Linked DNA regions of Homo sapiens: region 2 is linked to region 1. The links are chromatin loops, found by intact Hi-C in ENCODE. Cell type or tissue: mammary epithelial cell. All regions are shown on one strand.

Region 1 (8,000 bases):
GAGTCTCTCTCTCTGGCACAGGCTGGAGTGTAGTGACATGATCTCAGCTCCCCAGAACCTCTGCCTCTCAGGTTCTAGTGATTCTCCTGCCTCAGCCTCCCGAGTAGCTGGGATTACAGGTGCCCGCCACCACGCCTGGCTAATTTTTGTATTTCTAGTAGAGATGGGGTTTTGCCATGTTGGCCAGGCTGGTCTTGAACTCCTGACCTCAGGTGATCCACTCACCTCGGCCTCCCAAAGTGCTGGGATAACAGGCATGAGCCACCGTTTTCAGGTTGTCATAACTACATTCTAATTGACTGCATATTTTTAAACACAAATTAAACTAGTTATGTTCTCCACCCTACTCAGTTTTGGCAGTATAAAGGCCTGTTTCACAGAGAAGAACACATAAACAAGTAAGTACAAGGAAGCTTGTGTGAATGAAGTTCTGCTGTACAGCTCAGTGACTTTCTCTGATTTAAGATGTAGCTCTTGGCAATTTCAAATAGTTTGTGTTCTCTGAAGGAGAAGTCCAGTCTATTTAACTGTGTTTAGCAAAAACTAATTATGATTCTCTGATGGGAAATAGATTCTCAGACTCATTTATTCATTCAACAAGCATTTATTGAGCAGCTATGTATGAGGCACTGTGCTAGGTAACGGGAGAAATAAGTTACCAGTCTAACAAATGGCATATCATACGTAAAAATAATACTGCTGAGGAGAAGGTGATATATGCTGTAAAAGGGGTGCAGAGTGCTTTGGGTTTTCTAAAAATGAGAAGGTTACTTCCATGAAGCAACTCAGTGTAAGCTTTATGGGATGATAGAATTTGATAGATCTTGAAGGCTGGGTACATGGTTCCTCTGTCCATTGCGCAGGATGTTGGCCCTGGCTTAGCAGTGGAGACAGACCTATGGCGATGGGAAGCGGGAGAGGAAGTATAATGAGCAAACATCCAGAAGTGGGAAAGCATTGGTGATATGGGCAACAGAAAGTAATTTACTTGGAGGTTTAGGGTGGTGATGTGAAGTGGCACAAGAAAGGGATAGAAAAGAAGCGTCCTTGATCTGACAGTGGTGTATACTGTGAATTGGAAGAGTGGGTTCAGTCTAGGCTGTTTACCCAAGTTGGTGTTTCATGGACCATTGTTCTTCTAATCTAGTAGTTTAATAGTTTTATATTAGGGGAGGGGAAAGTGTTCCCTGTTCAAGTAAGCTAGAGAATCCCTGCAGGAGAAGCAGGGAGAAGGATATTGACAATGTAGAATGCTTTCTGTGATATACTGTATTCAGTTGTGTTGCCGTATTAAACACAGTGGATGTTTGAATGTTCTGTAGATTTTTATCACCTGAAATTTGTTGGTTTTCATGCTGATGTCTTCAAGGATGATTCAGGAGGAGCAGTATAGGTGGCTGGTCTAGTTTCATTTCCCAGCCCCAGTCCACAAAGGGCTCTGTTTATCTAAAACAATGGCAGTGTTTCCTACCGTCCTGCTAAATAAGAGGTCTAACACACAGTAAAGTGTTCTTAAAAGATTTTAGGGACACTGAGGTGTAGGGTGTGGCACGGGCAACCGTTGGTTGCACAGATACAGTAGATGCTCTATGTTTCTATTGAGTTAAGATACAGTTAGCTGTATTTTCCTTGTATCTTTCTGCAGATCTCTTCCTTCATGCCTCCTCTAGAAACACTAGCAGCGCTGGGTGTTTCTAAGGTCTTGGGGACCTTAGGCAAGCTGGTTAACCTCTCTGTGCTTTAGTTTTCTCATGTGTAAAGCACTGTGTGCTGGAGATTTTTAAAAAGTGTGTTGATATAGTAAGTCATTTAATCTGTGGTTATATACCTAGTAAATGACAAGCAGGAATTTGAACTCAGGCCAGGCTCTTAACCAGCTTGCTGCATTACGAAATACTAAACAGTGTGGTTTTCCCTCCTGGAATTCCCTTTCTTTCTAAGTGCATTATCTCTTATACCCTTTGTTTAGTCAGACTACTTCCTCTATTTCAAAGAGAAAGGAAAGAAGCTCTTTTTTAATTGTTCAGAGTTGTGTATGGCAAAGAGAATGCCCAAATAGATTTTGTTTTGGAATCTTATTGTTACTGGTTGTTTACTGCCCCACATCCTTAGCTCCAAAGAGCAGAGAGGATTTACTGTGAAGTTTGGCATGTATTGTAGGCTATTATGCCATGTAATAGGCCCAAAATTGTGGCCCTAGGAATACAAATTATGTTAAGACATTTAAGGCAATTTCTAGAAATCTTTTTCCCTTGAAAAGAGTACCAATAATTTTTCTCGCTAATGGCCAAAATTACTCAAATCTTACTTTTGGACTTTTAAAATATATTTTTACTGCGTTATAGTTGAAATGTAGGTATGGTTGAAACGTAAATCTAGATCTTAAGTGTACTATTCAATCAATTTTGCTGTTGGTACTATTCAATCAAATAGGCCAGTGGGTTTTCTTTGTATTTAATCAATTAGTATGGGAAAATATTTTTATTTTAAATAAATGTCTCTCTTTATTTTTTGTGTATTTCTAAATTCATATGTATTTTCAACTCATTTTTTCACTCGGATACATAGTTTAACAACAGCCTATTGGAAGTACTCTTTTATATGAGTTTCTGCTATACTTGAATAGTTTCCCTTCAGAAATGAACTGTTTGTGTTGGAGCTACATAGAGTGAATAAATTTCCTGGGCGGAAACGATAATAAAATATTCAGGAAGTTATTAGGAAATGAGAACTTGTGTTCTTGTTCAGTCAGATAAGCTTCTGAGACCTTTGCATATATCAAAGCAGATTGTATTAGAGGAAGGAATGAGAGATTTGGCAACTTTCTTCTAATAGTGATAGGGACCTTGGTCAATAGAATGATGGAATATATGATGTATAAATGAAAGAAAAATTCTCAAAGCAAAGTTGTTTGAGAATTGTTTTTTCTCTCTCTTTTTGTTTGTCAGGGAAGAAAAGTGAGAGCTTTCTGAAGTTAGGTTATGTAAATAACCCAGTAGGGAAAACTGTTCCTGGGGGAGACCTACAAATAATTGATGGCAATAAGCTTCAGGAGTATGAAAGAAGTGGATGAGTATGCCTTTCCCCCATTGATTCCACTCACATTTTTTCTTCTCTGTGCTTTGCTCTCTTGTTGCCATTAGACAGTTTCTATCTGTCCTTAATTTTAGCCAGTTTGTTCTAAAGTAACTGTGAACACTGTAACTCTCTAGCCAGTGCCTTTCTTTTATTGAATGGAATTGGTGTACTAGTTGTTTTATTTAACAAACAGAGTTTATAGGCTTGTTTTTTCCTCAACATGTCTTCATGGCAGAGACAATTTACCCTTAAGTTGGTGAGCCCTGGATCCCCTCACTTGCATAGACCTCTTCTAGGATCTGGGAGAGGCTCTAGCAGTGTAGTGTGTTTGTTAGTTACATATTTTTGTAACATTTGCAAAATTGAAAAATTTTTTTCCATTTTTTTTTTTCTTCAAAAAGGCCCTCAAATTATATATGCTTCAAATTTCACAAAACTCAGGTCAGCCTTGGTTCATGGTAGAGGTTGGGTGTTGATTTCTAATTGTGGCCGAGGTAGATTTGGTTAGTGGATTAAAGGACATGAGGAAGGAAGCATTAGTGAGGAAGTTGAACCATTGACTGGTGTGTATAGTGGCCAGGGATCTCTTTCTGAGTGTCAGGGGTCATCTCTTCTCCCTGCAAACATGGGCCAGAAAGAGGCGGGAGAAGTTGGGTAGGACTGGAAGAAGGACAGTGGAGGGAAAGGTGTGCTGCAGCCAAGGTGGTAAACAAATTAAGGTGTTCTCCTTAGATTTCAAGGATGCATTTGCAAATAGCGTTTTCAATAGCATTTTAAAATAACTGAAGAGTCATTTCAAGATAATATATTTCATCTTGATAATAATACATTTTAAGAATTTTAGAATTATTGAAAAATTTGAAAAGTCAATTTCATAATTAACTGATTGACTTGAGATTAAAGTCTTTATCTTATTAATTAGAATATATTGCTGAACACATAAAACACAGACATGTTCATTTTTGAAGGGCGTTGCTGTAACTTGGGTTTTGCTAGCTTCTTGGTTTGGTAGATGTTTCATCTCTCTCCCCTTTTTCTCATTGTCTCACCTGTATTTTTTTCTACCTTTTCATTTCATGTTCCCTTTACTTTGGGATTCAAACTCCTCTTAGACTTCTCAGGATTTTGAATGACTGGACTATAGATAATCACATTTTAAAACTGCATTTTAATATTCTGTTCTCTTTAAAGAAAATTAGGTACTCTGCATGGCCTGGGGACAAATTTACAGTTAAATAGAAGTATAATGTTCTGAGGGCCAATTGTAACTACCCTGTGGTTAACTGGCTCAGGTTCAAATACAGTTAAAATTATTTTACTTTTCCTAAAATTCCTTCTAATTGGACTAACTTATCAGGGTTGATAAAAACATTTCCAGAACGTAGTATGGATCTGCCACCTGGTGGTGAAATATTACAGCAAGTACTAAGTGTTTTGTTTTTTTTTTTCTGAGACAAGGACTCACTGTCACCCAGACTGGAGTGCAGTAGCACCATCACAGCTCACTGTAGCCTCGACCTCCTGGACTCAAGCAATCTTCCCACCTTAGCCCCCAGAGTAGCTGGGACCATAGGTGCATGCCACCACACCTGGCTAATTTTTAAAGTTTTTGTAGAGATAGGGTCTCACTATGTTGCCCAGGCTGGTCTTGAGCTCCTGTCTCAGCCTCCCAAAGTGCTGGCATTACAGGTATGAGCCACCACACCCAGCCAAATACTAGTATTTTTTTTTTTTTTTTTGAGATGGAGTCTTGCTCTGTCACCCAGGCTTGAGTGCAGTAGCCCAATTTTGGCTCACTGCAACCTCCGCACTCCCTGCTCCGGGCCCAAGTGATTCTCCTGCCTCAGCCTCCCGAGTAGCTGGGACTACAGGCATGCACCACTGCATCCAGCTAATTATTGTATTTTTAGTAGAGATGGGGTTTTGCCACATTGGCCGGACTGGTCTCGAGCTCCTGACCTCAGGTGATCTGCCCAACTCGGCCTCCCAGAGTGCTGGGATTACAGGCATGAGCCGCCACGCCCAGCCTAAATACTTGATAAGAATTTAATAATGGATTCTTGCCTTTGTGGCCATAATATTTAGAGTCGAGTCTACTTAAGCTCTTTAGATATGTAACATTTTCCTCCCCTAAGTTTTTTTCACTGAGAAAATGTTACTTAAATGCGATAGAGTAGGTAAATTTTGACTGATGTGTTTCTGTCTACCGCATCGTAATATAAGATGACATTTGTAGAATTACTGAGCTGAAATAAATTCTGCACACATTGAGAATGTACTCTCCTTAAATTTGAAGATGAGCTTTTGAGAAGAGAAGATTGCTGTTAATTTTTCTAAAATTTCAATGTGGATAGTCATTGATTCACAGAAAAAACAGTAATATGAAGTTCACAGAACAAAGAAAAAACAGTAAGATGAAGTTCACAGAACAAAGGATTTTTTTTTTTGGAAAGAAAGCATTTTGTTTATTCACTTAAAAATATTAGCAGGCATATTAAAACTACTTTTAGCAAATAGACTAACAGTTTTATCACCCTCAAATGAATTATTAATACATATCAGTATTTTATATATGGGCACTGTGTTAGGTATACATGATAAAATAGTGAAAATAAAAATGTCTCTTGTCCTCCTGGAGTTTATAATCTAGCTAGAATCTGTAATCTAACATAATGTTAAGGGCCATAAAGGAGAAGTGCATAATAGGGAGAGTTCACCCTGGCTAGTGTATCAGAGAAAGCTTCCCTAAGGAAGTGACGTTTCAGCTGAGATCTGACAGATACAGACCCTGGCTAAAATGTGTGTCTGTATCCCTTTAAAGTGGGAAGGAGAGTGGCAAGTATGAGGAATTGAAAATAACAGAGTGCCTGGAATGTAGTGAGAGAAGGGACTGTGGTGTGAATGAAAACAGGAAAGACGGTAGGAGCAAATAATTCAGGGCCTTGTTGGATGTGTATCAAGGACTTTGGACTTCATCATGAGAGTAATGGAAAGCTGTTGAATTGTGTAGTTAAGCAGTGTCAGATCAGATTAATGAGAAATGAATTGGAGCAGGGCAAAACTGAAAAGAGGTCAGGCAGTTGGTTAGAAAGCAATTGTGGTAGTTGTGGCTTGGACTAGAGAGTGTAAATGGGCGTGATGAGAGGCTGCCATATTTCAAATATATTTGAGGTAGAATAGACAAGACTTGGTGATTGAATGGGATGGAAGGGGGAGAGGTAGAGGGAGATGCCAAGGATGGGCCCAAATTTCTGGCATTCATACATTCAATAAATATATAAATATAAAACATATATATATATAAAACACAGTTTGGTCCTTAAAGATAGAAAGTCGAGTAGCCCCAGCGTTCAGTTCACAATACATTATCATTGGACAGTGCAAGATATCTCTTATTTTGTATTTTTTACTCTGCCTTCATCTGCCACACTCAGTCCCATTTCCCTTGTCTCCTTAGGCTTCTACTCTAATATGTTTTATATATGTTTTTGAATATGCATTAAATACATAAAATATGAAATGTTGTTTTGTGTGTTTTTAACTTGTGATACTGTGCTGTACATGTTATTTTCTTCGTTATTCTGCCTTATGTTCCTTATTACTAGCTGTATGGCCATAGGTAAGTTATATAATGATTTTTCTGTTTCCTCATCTGTAAAGTGAGGATAACAATAGTATTAACAGTACTTAGATTATAGATAAACTTTTTTAATCCTCCCAACAAGTATTCAGGTGTCTGCCTCAAGGGATCCTCCTGCCTTAGCTTCCCAAAACACTGGGATTACAGGCATGAGGCACTATGCCTGGCCTGTTTTTCATTTATTTTTTATTTTATTTATTTTCATTGACAAATAAAAATTGAATATATTTATTGTGGACAACATAATAATGTTTTAAAATATATAGGGATTGTGGAATGGCTAAATTGAGCTAATTAACATATGTATTACCTCATATACTTAACGTTTTTCTGTAGTGAGAATGGTTAAAATCTACCCTAGAACTTAAAGTATAATTAAAAAAAAAATCTCCCAGCGATTTTCAAGAATATAATACATTGTTATAATATTAACTACACTAACCTTATTGTACAATAGACCTCTTGAACTTATTCCTCCTATCTAACTGAAATTTTTTATCCTTTTGCTAACATCACCCAAATCCCCACCCTTCAACCTCTGGTAACCACCATTCTGCTGTCTGCATTTATGAATTCTACATTTTTAGATTACACATTTAAGTGACATCATGCAGTATTTGTTTTTCTATACCTGGCTTATTGTACTTAAAATGTCCTCCAGGTTCATCTTTATTGTCACAAATGGGAAGATTTCCTCCTTTTTAAAGGCTGAATAGTATTCCATTGTGTATATATACCATTTTTTCCTTTATCCATTCATCTGTTGATGGACACTGGGTAAATTCCACGTCTTGGCTATTGTGAATAATGCTGTAGTGAGTATGGAGGTGAAGATATCTCTTTGATATACTTATTTCATTTCCTTTGGATATATACCCAGTGGTGGGATTGCTGGATCATAGGGAAGTTTTATTTTTCATTTTTTGAGGAACTTTCATATTGTTTTCCACAATGGCTATACTGTCCATTTATGTTTCAATTTTACCTTTTTCTTTTTGTGTGTGTGTGTGTGTTTAATGTGTGTGTGTTTAATGTGTGTGTGTGTTCAGTGGCCCCAGGTCTTCTACAGTTTCTTCTTTAATAGTTTTAGGTTTCATCTTTAGGTAATAAATATTTATTCAACAACTGCCTTGTTCTAGGCATTGGATGTAAAACCGTGAACCAGGTATACAGGGGCCTTAGCTGACCCCATGGAGAAACAAAGCAACTGGATGGATAGTGGTAGTGATTTAGGAAATATGGATGATGAGGAAGTTTGGGGCAGAAGTGGGGGTTGGATAGA
Region 2 (8,000 bases), 250 kb before region 1:
AGTTGGATCCTTCTGGAGGTTGTGAGGGAGGACACGTTCCATGCGTCTCCCTGGCTTCTGGTGGTCCCTGGCAACCTTTGGCATTTCATGTCTTGTAGTTGCCTCACTCCAATATCTGTCTCCATCTTTACATGACTATCTTCCCCATGTTTGTCCTCTGTGTCACTTTATGGCCTTCTTAGAAGGATACCAGAAGGTCCACCCTAAACCAATATAATGTCATTTTAGCAAATTACATTTGCAAAGACCTTATTTCCGAATAAGGTCACATTCTGAGGTCCTGGGGTTGACATGCATTTTGGGGGGCACACTATTCAACCCTGTACAAATATTCATTAATTTCTTAACTCCTACAACCCTCTGAAGAATACTTGCATAGATGCGTGAGAGAGGAATGAATTTATTTCAGAAGAGACTGTAGGAAATACCTGGTCCCATGTTTGGTCCAAGGCTGTGATACCCTCCATAGTATTCATTGTGATCTTTCTTCTCTTCCTGGACTTTTTCAGTGCAGTGTTCCCGGGTTATCCCAACTAAAAATTCAACCCATCTTGTACCCTGATTGGGATTGACACTAAGTCCCTTGTCCTTGCTTTATTTTCTTTCTAGCATTTATCACTATTAACAAAACTTATATTTTACTTATTTCTTTTGTTCATTGTTTGCCTTCCCCACTGGGATAGCCTCTGTGAGGGCAAAGATTTTTGTTCATGTATCCACTTCTATATTCTCAGCACTCAGAACAGTGTCTGGTGCATAGTAGGTGCTCAATAAAAAGTTGTCATATAACTGAATGCATGCGTGAATGAAAGGACTCCTGGAAACTGGGCATCTAGCTGTTGTGGACAGGGAGCCCGTTCTTTCACTGGGCAAATTTTGCCATTTTTAGTCATGTAGTGAATCCTTAGAAGAGGCAGGGCCAGGCCTCCAGAGTCCTTGCTTTGAGCCTCATGGGTCTGTTGGACAGTTTCAGAATCTTAGGAAATAATTGGGGTGGTTGGTTGGCTGGAGGAGAAAATGAAATAAGAGTTGGGATTCTCTGGGGCTGCCACTGACCCACTGGGTCATCTTGACAACTTTGTTCTGTCTCTCCTGGCCCCTGGCTCCCTGACCTCAGCCTCCTTCACTTGGCTATCTGGAAAGCAGTTACTTTCTCTCCTGGCCCCCCGTTTTCTCTCTTTGGCATGTGGGAATTAAAGACAAAAGGTCTCAAAATCACTTTGAACTCCATGGAGGGTGCCAAATAATCTGAGGACATTATTAGTATAAGACAATTCCTTTGAAAATGGAAATTGCGTATCACACAATCTCTCAAACACAGGGTGGAATTAATGAGCAATTTGCTCAAGATTCACAACTTCAAAATGATCTTCCAGGTGGCCAAAGGAAATTCACATTTACACTTCAATCAGAAATTTTTTTGTAGAATGTAAGGGGGGAGGGTTTAATTTTCTGAGATCACAAATGCCTATCCCCATCCCAAGGAGAAGAGAGCCCGTGATAAAGACCGCCCTGGTATCTGTGAACTCTCCAGCTAATTAGAAAAGTGAATCTAATTTCATGGATTTCAGCTCCTATTAATTTATCCTAAGCTTGTTGGTAATGAAGCCATGTGTTTGTTTCTTAAGAAGGAAACATCAGAGAGGAAGAGAATGGGTGTGAGGCTGTGCTGTTTATTCCCTTACCTTCAATCTATTAATTGAGGAAATAACATATGATTTAATATATATTACAATGTCATCAACACAGCACTTGCTTTAGCTACTGATGGAGCCCTGTGTGGTTATCTCACATAGGCTTACAGTGCCTGCCACAGCTAAGAAAGAAGGAATAACTGACAGGGAAGTGACCAACAGGGTCTGCTACCTTCCTAATTTCTACTGCTTCATTCTATCCTGTAATATTCAGCAAACATCTATTGAACACCTTCCATGTTCCAGGCAAGCTAGGCTTGAACAAGACTGATAGGGATTTTAGAACCTATGTACGACCATCTTAAACACATAATTATTCCAAATGATTATTTACAATTGTGATAAGGACTTTGAAAAAGAAGTAGTGTGTTTTGTACTTCCCCTTTCCACATAGATATCTTGTTAGCCAGCTAGAGAGGAAACTTAAGACATCAGAGACTGGCCTGAGCTGTCTTTCATAAATCCTCTGTAATCATTACAAGACAAAGCTCACCTTGGTACCTAGATATTATGTAGAGTATTAACTGCTCAGAGTTTAGCAGTAGAGATTAGTAAAAGTAAGTAAATGTTCAAATAAGTGTAAAATTCTGAAACAGACTAGTATCAACAGTATCTGGACAAACTTGGCACTAAACAAAGCAAACTGGAGGCTCTGGCCTCTGAGATGAGAAAGTTCGTCCCCAGATACAACACAGAGACTGACAAGAGTAGACAACAGAGTCTAGCTCAAGACAGAAGTGTTAAATTCTAGTGCCATGGCCAACATTAGCCCCTTGTTTCAGGAGATTTACATGTAAGATTTTCTCAACATCAGCCATGGTTAGAACTGTAGTCCCGAGGGAAACCAGCCATTCATTTCAGGGAAATGTGGGTGTTGACAAGGGAACCCTTGCAGGAGTGTTCTACAGGTGGTCTCCATCCTGCCCAGTAAGACTTGGCTATGGGAGTGAGCTGTGTGAGGGGGGCCAGGCAAACAGCGATGAGATCCCTTTATGTGGAAAATTATATTTTCCCAAAGTGGCCACAATCTGTTTCCTGTTTTTTGAGAACTTGCTACTGCTCCATCAAGATGTGGATTCTGTGTCTCCTCTCCTTGAAGCCGGATGGCCCTTTGTGACTGCCTTGATGAATTAAATGTGGTGCAAGTGATGCTGCATGACTTTGAGGCTAGGTCATGAAAGGAGATGTGACATCTGTCCCACTTGCATATTTATATTCTCTCTCTCTTTCTCTCTCTCTCAGTGCTTGCCCTTGGAACCTAATCTCCATAGTGTGAGGAAGTTCAGGCCATGGAAAGACTACAGGAGACATGAGGGGAAGTCTGCAGGGGGACTTTTGAGAAACGTTTCCTCACTTCTAATAAATAGCTCAGGAAAATATGGTTTCTCTTCTTTGTCCAGCTGTGATGCCTGGGAACTTCTGTGGCAACCTTGCTTCCAGCCAATACACAGAGTGGGGCAACTCTCAGAAAACCATTGAGAAGAGAGTCAGAGTGCTGAAGTACCGTGTCTGGAATCCTGTCTTCCCAACTCCGTGTTTCCTGATCTATCAGGTAATAAACCCTCTTACATGCTAAGATACTTTGAGTTGAGGCGTTCTGTTACTTGTAGCTGAAGTAACATTCTCCCTGATTTGGAATCTGCTCCCTGAGGGCTTTGGTCAGTTCCTGCCCTCTATGTGTGTTCTGGGGACCTGGGCTCTCCCACAGGAGTCATTAGGCTGCAGAGAGCCCCCCAGAGCTGTGCTTTGGGAGTCAGAACAGAGACTTCTGGAGTTGGATCCATTTTCTAGGAGTGTTCATGATTTCAGCAGAACCTGTTTTATTACTTCTTCTAGGGTTACATGTGTGAGCTGAGCCTTTGTACTTTAGAGATCATTTCCTGAGAATGAGAAGTGGAGAAGGGGGCAGGGAGTCATCCTTTATTTGTTATAGTCCCAGAGACAGGTGACATGAGAGACTTTCCTTGGTGGCAGAGGATGAAGGAGGAGGGCATGAACTGTGGAGTCAGATCCAGGATTGAACCTTGACACCTTCCTTGCAGGCTGTGTGACCTTAGGATGGTCACTTCACCTTTCTAGTTCTCAGTGATCACATCTTAAAGTGGAAGTACTAGTCCTATTTCAGAGGATGCAATTGGAGGTTTACAGCCTGTTATCTGATCTGCAACTATGTTTAGTCAGCTGACTGAGTGGTTTTTTTTGAAAAAATTGAGTTTATTCACGGGTGTTTACAAATATAAAAACTTACCAACTTGTAAACTTCAAATATCTGGAGTGTGTTGTATGTCAGTTATACCTCAATGAAGCTGTTAAAAGTTGAATTTGTTGTTTACAATCAGGAACGCTGGAATGTTGGTTTCTTTGGGGGAAAAGAGGGGAAATATTTGGCAATGCTGAGCCCACCTTTTTGTGAGGTTGCAGAGGGCTACCTCCTTCAGACAAGGCATCCCTGCTTCAGTTTGCCATGGTCCCACCAGCACCTCTTGCTCAGAGTGAGTTTTGCTGCTGGCCCTCTGGATTTGAGTTTGTGACCTCTGACCTACCTCATGTATTTATATGTAAGCCTGGATACTCAGAGAGTGGTCTGTAGACCAGCTGCATCCTGAGAGCTTGTTAGCAGTACAGAATCTCAGGCCTCACCCCAGGCCTCCTGAATCAAAATTGCCTTTAAACAAGATCCTTGCACATTCCTTGTGATCCTTGTGATTCTTTGCACCTTCAAATTTAAAAAGCACTGCCTCTGATGATCAGAAATCATGTCTAAAAGTCATCTGGCCCAGAGTAGGCACCCACTAAGGGTAAACTCTTGCTGTGTCATTTAATCCACAGGGCAGTTCATTGTTCAGAGGAGCTCACACTTAAACTGTACTCAGTGATTCTCCTGGATCTCACAGCCAATAGGGGGCAGAGCTGGGATTCAAACACAGGGCTGTGACAGAGATTTATGCTCTTCCCTCTCTACCACCTGCCCCCCTAAGAAGAGAAAGAAAGCATATGCAGAGGGAGAAGCCATAGAAATCACCTAGGAGACCCAAGCTTATCTCTGGGGATAAGATCAGCCCTGTAGAGCAGGTGGCAGGCTCTCCCCAGGGCTACCTGAAGTTTCACTCCTTTCTCTCAGGGCATGGCCCAGAGCTTGGTGCAGAGTACAGTCTCAATGAGGAAGGGGGAAAGGGAGGAGATAAGGGAGGAGGGGGAAGAGGAGCAGGGGAGGAAGGAGGGATGATATCAAACAGGCATGTCTTCAGTTACCTGCCCAGCCCCATGCCCTGGGTGAAAGATAGTGCATTAGTCCATGTTCACACTACTATAAAGATACTACCTGAGACTGGATAATTTATAAAGAAAAGAGGTTTAATTGACTCACAGTTCTGCATGGCTGGGGAGGCCTCAGGAAACTTACAATCATGGTGGAAAGCAAAGGGGAAGCAGGCACTTTCTTTACAAGGTGGCAGGAGAGAGAGCACGTGGAGGACATGCCACGCTTGTAAACCATGGGATCTCATAAGAGCTCCCTCACCATCGCAAGAACAGCATGGGGGAAACCGTGTCCATGATCCTGTCACTTCCCACCAGATCCCTCCCTCAACATATGGGGATTACAATTCAAGATGAGATTTGGATGGGGCCACAGAGCCAGGCCATACCATATCAGATGGTTTATCCATTAGGACTTGCATTCAGTCAAGAGATGGAATTTAAACCTGTAAGTATTTATTATTTTTTTAACCCCACACAACAAGAGTGATAAGTAGTGGTAGTGTTTTAGTGGTTCAAAGATTTGGATCCGCAGTCTCTGTTTCTCTTGGCCATTTCCTCATGGTCACAAGATGGCTGCTGCAGCCCCACTTATCAGGACGTGGGCAGGAAGAGAGGAAAGCAAGTCTTTCTTAGAAACCTTTTAATGTATGTATGTCTTATTGGCCAGAGGTAGGCTAGAAAATATAATGTTTAATTTAGCCTTTTTTTTTTTTTTTGAGACAGAGTCTTGCTCTGTCACCCAGGCTGGGGTACAATGGTGCAATCTCTGCTCACTGCAACCTCCACCACCTCCTGGGTTCAAGCAATTCTCCTACCTCAGCCTCCCAAGTAGCTTGGATTACAGGTGCGCACAACCACGCCTGGTTAATTTTTTTTTTTTTTTTTTTAGTAGAGACAGGTTTTCACCATGTTGGCCGGGCTGGTCTTGAACTCTTGACCTCAAGTGATCTGCCCGCCTCAGCCTACCAAAGTGCTGGGATTACAGGCATGAGCCACTGCGCTTGACCTGTTTAATTTAGTTTTGTCTTTAGCTGGGACTCTTTGTTCTGTTGATCCCTTTCTCCACCCCCACCTTCCTGACAAATGAGGTTTATACTAACAAGAAAGGAGGACACGGTTATTGAGTAGACATCTGGCAATGTCTGCCACGAATGGGAACATAGGACCTAATTCCTGATTCCTTGTTGACCTGGAGTAGTTCTCCCTAGTCTGGAGGTAGCTTGCGCACTCTCTTGGGCTCAGCTTTGCTCTGGGAATGAGAAGCTGTGCCTCCTTTTGTCCCTCCCAATGCTGTGGCCCAGCAAGGCCTTTGGAGAGAATCCATGTGTCTGGGGACAGCTGGACCACAGCCTCCCCACCCTGGCTGCACACCTGTTGGAAGCTATATTTAGAGCAGTAAGTCTAAATCTTGGGGCAAGGAGAAGAGAGAAGCCAAAGGGGCAAGAAAAAAATGAAAGATGCAGCCCAGAAAAATGGGATGTTATTCCCTGTTGTGCACAGCCACAGCCTACTCTGGGCTGGTTCTTAAGAAGAAGGAAGGAATAGCTGTGGGCACTTGTGGGGGCCAGGCTGGAATTAGGAAAACCGCTGTTCACAGGATTTGGAGAGTTATAAACTCTGCCTGCGCTGGCATGAAGGTCTGTCCTGAAAAGTCCTAAAACCCCTTCTAGAATTGTAGAACTGGGGCCCCTGAACCTTTTGACTGTGGCACTCACAGGCAGGGTATAAGACTTCGTGCTCTCCCCTCCCCTCAAATTTCCACTCAGGAAAAAACTCAAGGATTATAAAGAATGGAAAGAAATAAAACAGATTGAATTTGCCGTGCTGCTAGCAATACATAAATGATTCACTTAGTAGTTACTTTAGAATACGAACATACTAGGCTGGGCGCGGTGGCTCACACTTGTAATCCCAGCACTTCGGAAGGCCAAGGTGGGTGGATCATTTGAGGTCAGGAGTTCGAGACCAGCCTGGCCAACATGGTGAAACCCTGTCTCTATTAAAATTACAATAAATTAGCTGGGTGTGGTGGCAGGTGCCTGTAATCCCAGCTACTCAGGAGGCTGAGGCAGGAGAATCATTTGAACCCAGGAGGTGGAGGTTGCATTGAGCCAAGATCGTGCCACTGCCCTCCAGCGTGGGCAACAGAAGGAGACTCAATCTCAAAAAAAAAAAAAAGAATATGAACATACTAAAGGATTTTTGTACTATAAAACAATTTCCTAAAAACTTAAAAATAACTCTCAATAGTTTTGTTTTACTTATGAAAGTAGCTGATATTTGCTAACAGCCCATCATAGGGATATGAGTGATTAAGGGTTGAACATCAAACTTAGACGGCCTTGATGAAATACAGGAAAATTGCAGGTTAAATATTATCGCTGCCAATCTGGATTATTGTAGACTGTGAAGTAAACCTAGCAACCCACTAAAAGGTGAATGGTCACATTAAAGCTAAACTAAAAGAAGCTTTTATAATAAAAATAGCAAGGCCATCAGTAACGAAACAAAAACCACAGCCAGTGGGCAACACTGATGAAGTCGTAGCCATGAGCCCTTCCGGAAAGTTGTGAAATTCTAACCATTTGCAAGTGTGCTTGCAGGGTAGGAGCTTGACAGTGTTGCCAAGTGTTGTGTGGCAGCCAGGTTTTTTAGCAAAGGACACAGTCAGAGTCCTAGGTAATTTTAGTTTATGGATAGTACATTTTAGTAACTTTTCATGACTCACTTATTACGTTACTAGTAAGTAACCCTTCTAAGCCAAAAGTATGAGAGTCTATAGAAGCAGGAGTCACTTGCCTGTAAGAAGTGAAGAAGAGACATGAGGGGTCACTGTGACCCACTGTGGGAGCTCCTGTGGCCTGGCAGGGAGCTGCAGACCACATGTGGGAACTCTGCTTTGAGAAGTAGGTCGGCTACTGGAGGCTTTTCTCCTGCAGTGATCTCTGTCTGTATGGTGCAGCATTATCAAAAACTTTCTCCCTACTGGATTATTTCCATTCGCACACACACAGGCTGTAATTACTCCTATCTTAAAACTTAACT

The links. Hi-C counts contacts between places; a loop is a spot of excess contacts. Peaks named below come from ENCODE experiments on the same cell type or tissue, not always from the same donor. Only the 100,000 strongest peaks of a DNase experiment are listed, where the experiment ranks them.
Region 2: a loop joins it to region 1, with 14 times the contacts of the local background. A loop is called at or near these places in 2 of 110 quality-filtered maps.

The regions. Positions count from the first base shown.
Region 1 is chr15:73,077,068-73,085,067 of GRCh38, forward strand. The region is part of intron 1 of NEO1 (neogenin 1); the gene reads left to right. Among named protein-coding and RNA genes, the nearest start is that of NEO1, 29 kb to the left of the region's middle. In mammary epithelial cell, a CTCF peak has its summit at 4,478 (motif pointing left); a DNase peak (open chromatin) is centred at 1,884.
Region 2 is chr15:72,830,854-72,838,853 of GRCh38, forward strand. It overlaps LOC107984801 (a long non-coding RNA gene), which reads left to right and starts at 3,095. Exons shown (of 3, transcript XR_001751596.2): 1 at 3,095-3,246. RefSeq lists an enhancer at 4,177-4,678. In mammary epithelial cell, a CTCF peak has its summit at 4,599 (motif pointing right); no DNase peak of the experiment used is centred here.